2 separate regions of the Homo sapiens genome follow, and region 2 is linked to region 1. The links are chromatin contacts, found by Hi-C or POLR2A ChIA-PET in ENCODE. All regions are on one chromosome and are shown on one strand. The core of a region is the stretch at or near the end of the contact, and the rest is flanking DNA. Distances in the headings are between cores, read along the strand shown.

Evidence for each region. A loop is a pair of places that touch in the nucleus more often than their neighbours do. ChIA-PET counts read pairs that join two places held with the same protein, here RNA polymerase II (POLR2A). Pooled maps may share reads with other maps.
Region 2: a loop to region 1 is called in a pooled map, with 5 times the contacts of the local background. The contact joins the promoter of TOP3B here to the promoter of MAPK1 in region 1. A Hi-C loop is called at or near these places in 7 of 50 pooled maps. POLR2A ChIA-PET finds 5 or more read pairs at or near these places in 3 of 52 experiments (A549, RWPE1 and WTC11).

What each region holds. Positions count from the first base shown.
Region 1 is chr22:21,866,395-21,872,222 of GRCh38, forward strand. MAPK1 (mitogen-activated protein kinase 1) reads right to left here and starts at 1,251. Exons shown (of 9, transcript NM_002745.5): 1 at 928-1,251. The coding sequence starts at 1,046. RefSeq lists a silencer at 1,182-1,421.
Region 2 is chr22:21,979,084-21,984,911 of GRCh38, forward strand. TOP3B (DNA topoisomerase III beta) reads right to left here and starts at 3,704. Exons shown (of 18, transcript NM_001282112.2): 1 at 3,647-3,704. RefSeq lists enhancers at 3,105-4,091, 3,589-3,883.

The sequences.
Region 1 (5,828 bases), core at 1-2,500:
AAAAAAAACCGTCACTATCATTTCACTTTTCTAAGGGACCTGAATCAAGATGAGGGAGTCTACGTGTGATTCTGCAAGAACTCCATTAAGGCTGCATACATAATGACCACTAAATCATTAACAGGAGTCCATAGCAATTGGGCTAAAACATCTGGGAGCATTTATGCTGGTAAAAGAGCTCACTTGGGGGCTAAAAAAAAAGTCAAATTAGGCCCAACTCTAAACGGATCTTTAACAAATCAAGAGAGTAATGTTAGTTTATCCTTCCTGAAACGCCAGCAGTACGATATTAAAATCCACTTAGAAGTAAAAACTTCAAGACGGAAATATGCCACCAACACTGGCGTCAGTAATCCATTTTAGAAAGCCTGCGCGGAGACCACCATTAGCACCGCTGAGGATATTTAATGAAAGCCGTTGGCTGCAAACAGAGGCGAAGAGAGAAAAACGATTATTTCGGTGTTCTGCACACACGCGGAGGCAAAACGCTTTCAGGACCTCAGCAGCCACCGCCGCCAACACCGACAAGCATCTGATGGAATTCACAGTTTTACAATCGAAAGTCCAAAAGAAGGCCATGATACTAGCAAATTGAGGGGTGGGGACCCTTCCGTTGCCTTCCCGAGGGTCCAGACTTTAAAGGCCGCGCTGCGCCCGGGGCCAAGGGTCCACTAGTACCGGCCTACGCCCCCCGCGCCACTCCCTGAGCCCCTTCCCGAGCGACCGAAGGCCCGGGAACCGCGAGCAACAACACCTAAACCTCAACCGGCCCGGGGCCGCGCCCGAGCCCTGGCGCGCGGACCGCGGTGAAGTCCGGGTTCGAGGTCGCCGCGGCGCCTGAGGCCGAGGCGCGGGCGAGGCCGAGGCTGCGTCCGCTGCGGCCCCGGGCGGTGGGGGGGCCGGGCGTGGCCGGTCGCGGACACTCACCACACCATGCCGTAGGCGCCCTCGCCGATGTACGAGAGGTTGGTGTAGCGCGGCCCCACGTCGAACACCTGCCCGCGGACCATCTCCGGGCCCGCGCCCGCCGCCGCCGCCGCCGCCATGTTGGCTGCCGGGCCGCCGCCGCCTCCGCCGCGCTGAGCTCGACGCTCGGCGGCCGCCGCTCAGCTCTTGTCGCCCCTCCCGCAGGGACTGCGCCGCCGCCGGTGCAGCCGCCGACGCTGACCGGGAGGAGGAAGGAAGACGCCGAGCGGGAGAGCTGAAGAGCCGACAGCCACTCGGACCGATTGCCTGCCTGCCTGCCAGACTGACGGGCGGGCCGGCGGGCGGGCGGAGGGAGGGGCGCGCGCCGAGGAGGGTGCCGGGGCGGGGACAAGAAGTGTGCATGCGGATTGGTTCCTCGCGGCTGGGGGCGGGGCCGCGCGGGCCGGCGGAAGCGGCGGGCTTCGGGAGGGGCACTGCGACGGCGTTGACTGAGGGGGCGCCACTAGGCGCGGTCACGTGCATTCGCGGTGCATTCGCGGGGGCGTCGGTGCGGGTCGCGTCTCTTAAGACACCCAGGGAGACAGACGTGGGGCAGAACTCATGGGCTGAAGTGAGAGATGGCTGGGGCCCAGGCGAGCGACCGAGCAGGGTCCGAACAGAGCCAGCGAGGGACCCCGGGCTGTGCTTGAGGCCCGACGACGCGCCATATCCCGGCAGCGCCGCAGCTCAGGCCTCTGCGAATCTGTGGTCCACACGCTGATAAACTTAGAGGCCTCTGCACTGGGGCAGAAACCGAAAGGCATGACCCAGACCGAGAAAGATATTTGCATACTGAGAAAGTGTGAAACACAATTGTCGAGACTAAAAGGAGACACTGAGAGGATACGCCAATCAGGTTAGTTCAGATGTTTGTTGAGCACACTCCATGTTCCTGGGGATCCACCCTTATAGAAGTTACCTTTTAGAGAGAGGAGACAGACAAATACGTGTAATGCTCAAGTTGTGATAAGTACGATGAAGAAGTACAAAGCAGAAGGGAGGGCGCGGTGTCTCACGCCTATCATCCCAGCACTTTGGGAGGCCGAGGCGGGCGGATCACTTGAGGTCAGGAGTTTGAGACCAGGTCTCTACTAAAAATACAAAAATTAAGTCCGGGCGAGGTGGCTCACGCCTGTAATCCTAGCACTTTGGGAGGCCGAGGCGGGCGGATCACGAGGTCAGGAGTTCAAGACCAGCCTGGCCAACATGGCGAAACCCTGTCTCTACTAAAAATACAAAAATTAGCCGGGCGCAGTGGTGGGCGCCTGTCATCCCAGCTACTTGGGAGGCTGAGGCAGGAGGACAAAGCAGAGAGTAAGGGATTAGGGGGTGGTGGGTCGAAACACATGAGAGATACATTTGCGTTCAGAGACAGACCGAGATTGGTACAGATAGGCAGAAATGCTGACAGAGCAGGTAATGAAATAGAAATGCAAAGATAGAGTCACTAAAACCAAAACATCGAGGTTTAGAGAAAAAGAGACACACCAGGTTAAGAAACAGTCACAAACAACAGAGGTTGAAAAAATAAAAATTAGAGTCCTGAAGCAGGTGGATACCAAGGAAAGCTAAGACAACGAGACGGACAATGACCCAGGCACTGCTTCTGAACCTTTTCCCCTGCCATGTTTGGAGGGAGAAGGAAGAGCGGCAGACCCTATATCCTCTTTGTTCAACTCTTCCAAGTTTAAAACCATCAACTCTTGACTTCTAGACATCAACAAAGATTAATTAGTCAATCTCAAAGGAGAATAAACAAAGTTTTTTGTTTGTTTGTTTGTTTAACTCTCTGGTGGAAGCTGGTGTGGTGGCTCACGCCTGTAATCCCAACTTGGGCCCAAGAATTCAAGACTAGCCTGGGCAACACAGCAATACCCTGTCTCTAAAACAGAGAAACAAACAAACAAAAAATCCTGTGGGGGAAAAAGGATGTGACACATGAGAAAAGGAATAAACTGCTCCAGCCAAAATTTACTCCTTCAAAATATATTTAGCCCATGAAGCAGGACCCAATTTTAGAAAATACCTAATTCTTGAGTTAATGGGTGCAGCACACCAGCATGGCACATGTATACATATGTAACTAACCAGCACATTGTGCACATGTACCCTAAAACTTAAAGTATAATAATAATAATAAAAAGAAAATACCTAATTCTTATTCTCAAAAGAGGACATTGCATATTTTTTTAAAAAACAGGCCAAGATAAATGGAGTACCATGAAATTAAAACCACAATAACCGGCCGGGCGCGGTGGCTCACGCCTGTAATCCCAGCACTTTGGGAGGCGGAGGAGGGCAGATTGCCCAAGCTCAGAAACTGGGGACCAGCCTGGGCAACATGGTGAAACCCCGTCTCTACTAAGATACAAAAAATTAGCTGGGCCTGCCGGTGTGCCTGTAGTCCCAGCTACTCGGGAGGCTGAGGCAGGAGAATTGCTTGAACTCGGGAGGCAGAGGTTACAGTGAGCTGAGATCGCGCCACTGCACTCCAGCCTGGGCCACAGAGTGAGACTCCGTCTCAAAAAAAAAAAAAAAAAAGAGGCCGGGTGCGGTGGCTCACGCTTGTAATCCCAGCACTTTGGGAGGCCGAGATGGGCGGATCACAAGGTCAGGAGATCGAGACCATCCTGGCTAACATGGTGAAACCTCGTCTCTACTAAAAATACAAAAAAAAAAAAAAAAAAAATTAGCCGGGCGTGGTGGCGAGTGCCTGTAGTCCCACCTACTCCGGAGGCTGAGACAGGAGAATGGCGTCAACCCGGGAGGCGGAGCTTGCAGTGAGCCGAGGTCACGCCACTGCACTCCAACCTGGGTGACAGAGCAAGACTCCGTCTCAAAAAAAAAAAAAAAAAAAGTAGACTTGATGCAGAAGAGTACATCAGCAATATAGAAGATAAACATGAGAAAATTTTCAAGAATATAGAACAAAGTGATGGAATCCTGTAAGAGAAGATAATGGGGATGGACAGCATCTAGGGATTCTAACTCTAGGCATCCCCACAGGAAGACAGAGCAAATCGGTTAGAGCGAATAATCAAAATTACAATAGGAGAAAAGTTTCCTTAGGTTGCAAAAAGGTCTGAGGTGGAGGTGGGAAATAGAGTGGGTTCACTGAGATTGAGAAAAATTAAGAAGAAACCAACAACACATAATCTGGGAAAATCATTAAGTTTCAGGGATAAAGAACAGACACTAATAGACCCAATTAGGGAAAAAAATGTTATTTATAAAAAAGCTGGCCAGCAGGCACGGTGGCTCGTGCCTGTAATCCCAGCACTTTGGGAGGCCGAGGCGGGCGGATCATGAGGTCAGGAGTTCTAGACCAGCCTGGCCAACATGGCGAAACCCCATCTCTTCTAAAAATACAAAAATTAGCTGGGTGTGGTGGTGTGTGCCTGTAATTCCAGCTTCTTGGGAGGCTGAGGCAGGAGAATTGCTTGAATCCAGGAGGTGGAGGTTGCAGTGAGCCGAGATCGTGCCACTGCACTCCAGTCTGGGCAACAGAGTGAGATTCCGTCTCCGGGGGAAAAAAAGATGGCTGGGCGAGGTGGCTCACACCTGTAATCCCAGCACTTTGGGAGGCTGAGGCGGGTGGATCACCTGAGGTCAGGAGTTCGAGACCAGCCTGGCCAACGTGGTAAAACCTTGTCTCTACTGAAAATACAAAAATTAGCCGAGCATGATGGCTGGCACCTGTAATCCTAGCTACTTGGGAGGCTAAGGCAGGAGAATCGCTTGAACCCGGAAGGCATAGGTTGCAGTGAGCCGAGATTGCACCATTGCACTCCAGTCTGGGTGATAAGAACGAGACTCCATTTAAAAAAAAAAAAAGCTAAAAACTGGCTTTATTCAGATTTTTCCTCTGCAACACTTAAAAGCCAAAGGAAAATAGAACAAGATTGACAACACTTTGAAGGGGTAGGTTTCGACCCTTCATAGATTCATAGATGGTGGCAAGAACGAGACTCCATCTCAAAAAAAAAGCTAAAAACTGGCTTTCTTCAGATTTCTCCTCTGCAACACTTAAAAGACAAAGGAAAATAGAACAAGATTGACAACACTTTGAAGGGGTAGATTTTGACCCTTCATAGATGATTTCATTCACTCCAGTGCCTTAATTCCTCCTAGATCTTTTTTTTTTTTTTTTTTTTTTGGAAAATTATATATAAAAGGAGACGGGGGCCAGGCGCGGTGGCCCACGCCCATAATTCAGCACTTTGGGAGGCCGAGGTGGGCGGATCACCTGAGGTCAGGAGTTTGAGATAAGCCTGGCCAACATGACAAAACCCTGTCTCTACTAAAAATACAGAAAAATTAGTTAGGCATGGTGGCTCATACCTGTAATCCCAGCTACTTGGGAGGCTGAGGCGGGAAGGTCTCTTGAACTCAGGAGGTGGAGGTTGCAGTGAGCAGAGATCACACCACTGCACTCTAGCCTGAGTAACAGAGTGAGACTCCATCTCAAAAAAAAAAAAAAAATAGAGAGAGACGGGGTCTCACTTGTTGCCCAGGCTGGTTTTGAACTCCTGGCCTCAAACCATTCTCCTACTTCAGCCTCCCAAGTAACTGGGACTATTGGTATGCACCTCCTTCCTCCCAGATCTTTTTTTTTTTTTTTTGAGACAGAGTCTCACTCTGTTGCCCAGGCTGGAGTGTGGTAGGGTGATCTCGGCTCACGGCAACCTCCACCTCCCAGGTTCAAGCAATTTTTCTGCCTCAGCCTCCCGAGTAGCTGGGATTACAGGCATGCACCACCACGCCCAGCTAATTTATTTTTTGTACTTTTAGTAGAGGCGGGGTTTCACCATATTGGCCAGGCTGGTCTCAAACTCCTGACCTCGTGATCTGCCCACCTCGGC
Region 2 (5,828 bases), core at 2,454-4,953, 120 kb after region 1:
CTGCGGGCAGGCCCACAGCAGAGGAAGCACTGGATTTAGTTAGATGGGAGAGTCCAGGTGAGTAGGAGGGAGAGGGAGTGGGTCAGGGTTCGAGGGGAGAGATTACAAGGACAGAACCTGACTCTGAGTTGGGTGAAGAGGGAGGTGAGGGTTGGGGAGGGTCCACAGAGGGTGTGCTCTGTGGGGTCCAGGAAGTGAGGCACAAGAGCAGGAAGTGGGAGTCAAAGAAGCAACTCCCAGAGGGTGGGAGGCTCAAACAGGAATTACAGAGGGGCCTGGGTGGTGGCATGCTGACCCAGGGAGGGCAAGGGCTGTGAGACAGGTAGAGAGTGAAGTCACCTGGGGAGACTCACAGGAGTCAGTGGTGGGCCCTGACAAGACTGTCCATGTGGACTCTGAGTCCCCAGGAGGTAGGACAGGGCAGCGCTGGAGTGGCCTCAGGCTGGGCACGGTGGTGCCTGTGATGAACCACATCACTGGGGAGTTCTCTGCAGCATTATCAATCATGATAAAAGGTTAGAAACAAGCTGGTGTCTGTCAACAGGGAGGTGGTTAAATAAAAGCATGGCATTCTCTGGCCGGGCGCGGTGGCTCACGCCTGTAATCCCAGCACTTTGGGAGGCCAAGGTGGGCAGATCACGAGGTCAGGAGATCAAGACCATCCTGACTAACGTGGTGAAACCCCGTCTCTACTAAAAATACTAAAAATTAGCTGGGCATGGTGGCAGGCGCCTGTAGTCCCAGCTACTCGGGAGGCTGAGGCAGGAGAATGGTGTGAACCCGGGAAGCGGAGCTTGCAGTGAGCCGAGATTGCGCCACTGCACTCCAGCCTGGGCGACAGAGTGAGACTCCATCTCCAAAAAAAAAAAAAAAAAAAAAAAGCATGGCATTCTCTACAGTAGAGCACCTGGCAGCATTACAAAGGAAAGCATCTGCTTGGTACATACTAACGTGGATCAGATCACTGAAATAAATCATGCTAAGAAAGCTGGGCATGTAACGGTGTGTAGAGAGCACTGCCATCTGTGATCACACATATGTGTGCACACGTGTGCACTTGATTATGAAGAGGCGATATGTCTGGATGGAACGCAAAACAAACAGTCCAAGCAATCACCTGGAGTGGGTGTTAGGGCCTGGAGGTCAGGGCTGGGGGTGCCTCCTCACCACATTCCCTTTTGCACCTTTTACATTTAGCGCCTGGACACAGGTGACTGAGGGACAAGAACTAAGACAAGGGACTTTACAATAAAACCAGAAAAATAAAGGAGGGTTGTAAAGGGCATTGTTCAGAAAGGATGCCAAAGGAACTCCCTCACTAAAGGGGCTTCTGCTGCTCATCATGCTGTGCAGGGGAAGAGGTCCAAGGTCGGCCTTGGGCTGTCAACCTTGTTCCCCACTTAAGAGATCACAGGACTACAGTGAAATCAGTAATCTTGACCAGAAAGCTGTCCCAAATAAAATGACAATTTGCTTTTTTCCTCAAAATAAGTAAGTGGATGTTCCCCTTAAATGTACAACCATCCCACAGTGAAAGAGCCGAGGCCTTGTGGAATGACGACACTGTCTGCAGATGAGCTCTCTGGCCCATGACAGCTCCAGCTGCATCTCCCAAGGCTCTGCTGCGCACCCACCTTTCCTCCCTGTGCGCCAGCAGGCTTCGGCCTAGGCCACTTTTCCCCCTTAGTCTACTTGCTCTGACCCCTGCCCCTCCCCTCCTGAAGACTGCATCTGGCGTCAGCAGTCTGTCTCTCCCACAATTGTCAGGTTCATTGCCATATTTCTGGCACCCAGCATGCACTAAATGCCTGCTGAGGGAATGAATGAACAACCAAGGTGATTATGACTGGCCTCTGCTCTCCGTTCTGGGGAAGTTTTGATTCTACCAAAATCAGAGGCCCAGAAGTGAGGTTTAAAAGAGATTTAGGGACTCCCCTTCTCTCACCCTGGGAAGCCAGAGGCCAAAAGGGAAAACTCGCAGCAGAGGGGCATTGTTCTGTGAGGGTCTGAGTTTCCCATCTCTTCCAAAGTAGGAAATTTTGTCCTAAAATGTTTCCTCAGATTTTCTCATGTCTATGCCACAGAGTAGTCAGCAATTATGTATGACATAATGAGGACACACCAGGGACCAGGCAGTCCTGCCAGCATCCTAGGCAGGGATGCTAATAGGTGCTGCCATTTTATTGGCCTAGACTGGGACTGTGGGGTCAGAGAGACCAGAGCTCCAGTGGCTGGACTTGGTTGTTCTAGAACCCGTGCCCCAAGCCTGATCCTGTCCTGCCTCTGTGAGCACTCTGATGGAACAGCAGCCCAGCTTTGCTTCCTTGTAGCACTCATCACTACACTTGGTACAGCTTCCATCTACTTATTCAGCTCTTGTCTTACAGCTCCTAGAAAGTAAGTAAGCAGCAGGAGAACACGGGTTTTGCTTTGTGCATTCTCACGGTAAATAGACAGTGAGCAAATACTTTGCGAGGCTGAGGCAGGTGGATCACCCGAGGTCAGCAGTTCAAGACCAGCCTGGCCAACATGGTGAAGCCTGGTCTCTACTAAAAATACAAAAATTAGCTGGGCGTGGTGGCGCATGCCTGTAATCCCAGCTACTCAGGAGGCTGAGGCAGGAGAATCACTTGAACCCGGGGGCGGAGGTTGCAGTGAGCTGAGATCGCGCCACTGCACTCCAGCCTGGGTGACAGAGTGAGACTCTGCCTGCAACAAAACAAACAAAAAAAGAAACAAGCAGATGTGGCCTGGGAGTAGGCCTAGCAGTGGTCTGAATAGCATTAAAATTCCTAGGATTTACCACCTCAGTAACTTTACCAAATGCTTCTAGAATCAGGAAAAGAGGGAAACAACCATTTCTTAAGCTCCTCCTTTGTAGTAGGCACACCATAGCTATCAACACTATTCAATCTCGCCAGCAACCCCATAAGGCAGGTGTTGTAATTTTTTAAAACTGTGAGTAAATGGAGGTTCAGAACAAGTCACACTAGTGTCAGGTGACCTTGGCAAAAGAATCCCAGGACTGGCTGGCCATCAAGCCCAAGTTAGGCTGGCCTCTCAGGTCCTGTTTCAAAAGGTGAGAAGATAAAAAGGCAAGACTAGGAACATCTTACCTTTCACTTCTGCGAGAAATTATTGCCCCTGGATTCCAGCTAATTTGTTCACAAAAGTACCCTACTTCATTTACAGATAACAGGTCAGAGAACCTGGGTGCCCTCAAAACCCAGCCAGGGCCTAGGGGGCGGCGAGTGGAAGCTGCCTGGGTGTGTACCGCACCGATCTGGGCCCCGGTGGCTGCACAGCTTCCCTGAGCCTCAGTTTCCCTACCTGTGAGACTGGTACAGCAGATCTCACCCTAAAGAGCTGTGGGAGGGTTCGAAGAAGAAAAGTATTAACCACAGCGCCTGCTCCCTGCAGGCACATGGCGGGCCCATCTCCACCTCCCTGAACCCCCACAGCAAGCCCCGCGGGAGAGTATCACCCCCGCCAGGGAAGAGGCAACAAGAATGCAGAGCCCGGCCCGGGCGCTCTCCCGAGCTCGCGGGTCCTCCGCCGGCCAACGTTCAGGAAACAAGCCAGAAAAATGCGTGCGCTTCCCGCCTTTCTGAGCCGCCGGGCGAGGGTCCCGCAGCCCGCCGCTCACCCACAGCCGCACCGCGGATCCAGCTCCGGTCCTTGTTCCCGGGGCGGCTACCGACAACCCCTATTTCCGGGTCCAGCCGCTTCTGGCGTCCCCGCGTCCGGTGTGCCAGCGTCTGCCCTCCGGCTCCGGCGGGTCGGCGTTCTTAGGTTCCGTGGCTCGCGGATTCCGGGAGCACCCCAGGGAGTGGCACTTGCACGCCGCGGACCGCAGGGATCCCCAAGCCCTGCACCCAGATTCTTCCCCGCCACGGAGAGACAATCATGACAATTATCATTACAATGATTATGAAAACTGGCATGAAAACATTTATGCTGTTAATAATTAAAATAATAAAAATGTACCGATGTGTGTATAGCAGGCTTCTTTTCGATGCTGTAAAAAAATCTGTGGAATGAATGAATGATCTGTGTAAAATATATTTGGAAGATGAATTCTAAAATTAAGTTATTTATTTATTTATTTATTTATTTATTTTGAGACAGAGTTTTACTCTTGTCGCCCAGGCTGGAGTGCAGTGGTGTGATCTCGGCTCACTGAAACCTCCGCCTCCCAGGTTCAAGCAATTCGCCTGCCTCAGCCTCCTAAATAGCTGGGATTACAGGCGTGCGCCACCACGCCCAGCTAATTTATATGTGTATGTATATATATGTGTGTGTATACATATATATATATATTTTTTTTTTTTTTTTTGAGGCGGAGTCTCACTCTGTTGCCCAGGCTGAAGTGCAGTGGCGCAATCTCGGCTCACTGCAACCTCCGCCTCCCGGGTTCAAGCGATGATCTCGCCTCAGCCTCCCAAGTAGCTGGGACTATAGGCGCTTGCCACCACGCGGGCTAATTTTTTGTATTTTTTTAGTAGAGACGGGGCTTCACCGTGTTAGCCAGGATGGTCTCGATCTCCTGACCTCGTGATCCGCCCGCCTTGGCCTCCCAAAGATTTCTATATTTTTAGTAGAGACGGGGGTTTCACCGTGTTAACCAGGCTAGTCTTGAACTCCTGACCTTAGGTGGTCCGCCTCCCTCGGCCTCCCAAAATGCTGGGATTACAGGTGTGACTCTTCACGCTCGGCCAACTAATTTATTTGTTAGAGCATTAGGATTATGGAAGGTTTAAAATACGTTTTATGATCTTATTTTAAATAACATACACACATTGCCCTTGTTCCTTGTAGATTTTCCCAACCTGCTGTTTTTTTTTTTTTTTTTTTAAAGACAGGGTTTCACTCTGTCACCCAGGCTGGAGCGCAGTAGCGAGATCACAGCTCACTGCAGCCTCGATCTCCTGGCGTCAGGCGATGCTCTCACCTCAGCCTCCCCAGTAGCTGGGACCACAGGTGCCAGCCACCAAGCCCAGCCAATTAATTTTTTTTTTTTTGGTAGAGATGGGGTCTAGGGGGAGGGTCTCACTATGTTGCCCAGATTGGTCTCAAACTCCTGGCCTCAAGTGATCCTCCTGCCTCGGCCTCCCAAAGTGCTGGGATTACAGGGGTGAGCCACTGTCCCGGGCCCCAACCTGCCTTTATTGGAATGATCTGTGTAAAGTATATCTGGAAGATGAATTCTAAAATTAAGTTATTTATTTATCTAATTTATTTTGATAAATAATAAGTAGTCTGGATAGAGGCTCTGGAAAAAGAAAAGTTCTATAGGCAAATTAAGGTTTGGAAATGTCACAAATTATGAGTCACGGTGAGACTTCACTTTCAAAGCAGAACTCCTGATTCCAAACCCACACCTTGGTAGGTTCTTCGTCTCCAAAATGGCAACTCCATCTTCCTGGTTGCTCAGGGACAGAGCCTGGGAGCATCCTGGACCACCCACAAATCCTGCCATTACTGTCTTTACAATACAGATGCTCCTCAACTTCAGATGGAACTACATCCACATAAACCCATCTTAAGTTGAAAATATTGTGACTCGAAAGTACGTTTTTGACTTATGGTATTTTCAACTTACTATGGGCTTACCCAGATGTAGCCCCATCATGAGTCAAGAAGCGTGCAGAATGCATACTGGTTTTGTAGTTGAAAAATCCTGTAGGTGGAAATTGTCCTAAATCGAAGACTGTATATCGGAGATCCCCTCAAGTCTCCCTGCCTCCCTGCCACCACCCTGATCCGAGCTCCTCCTCTCCCTCCAGGTCTCCACCTTGCCGCCCTGCAGTGTGTTCTCCACATACCAG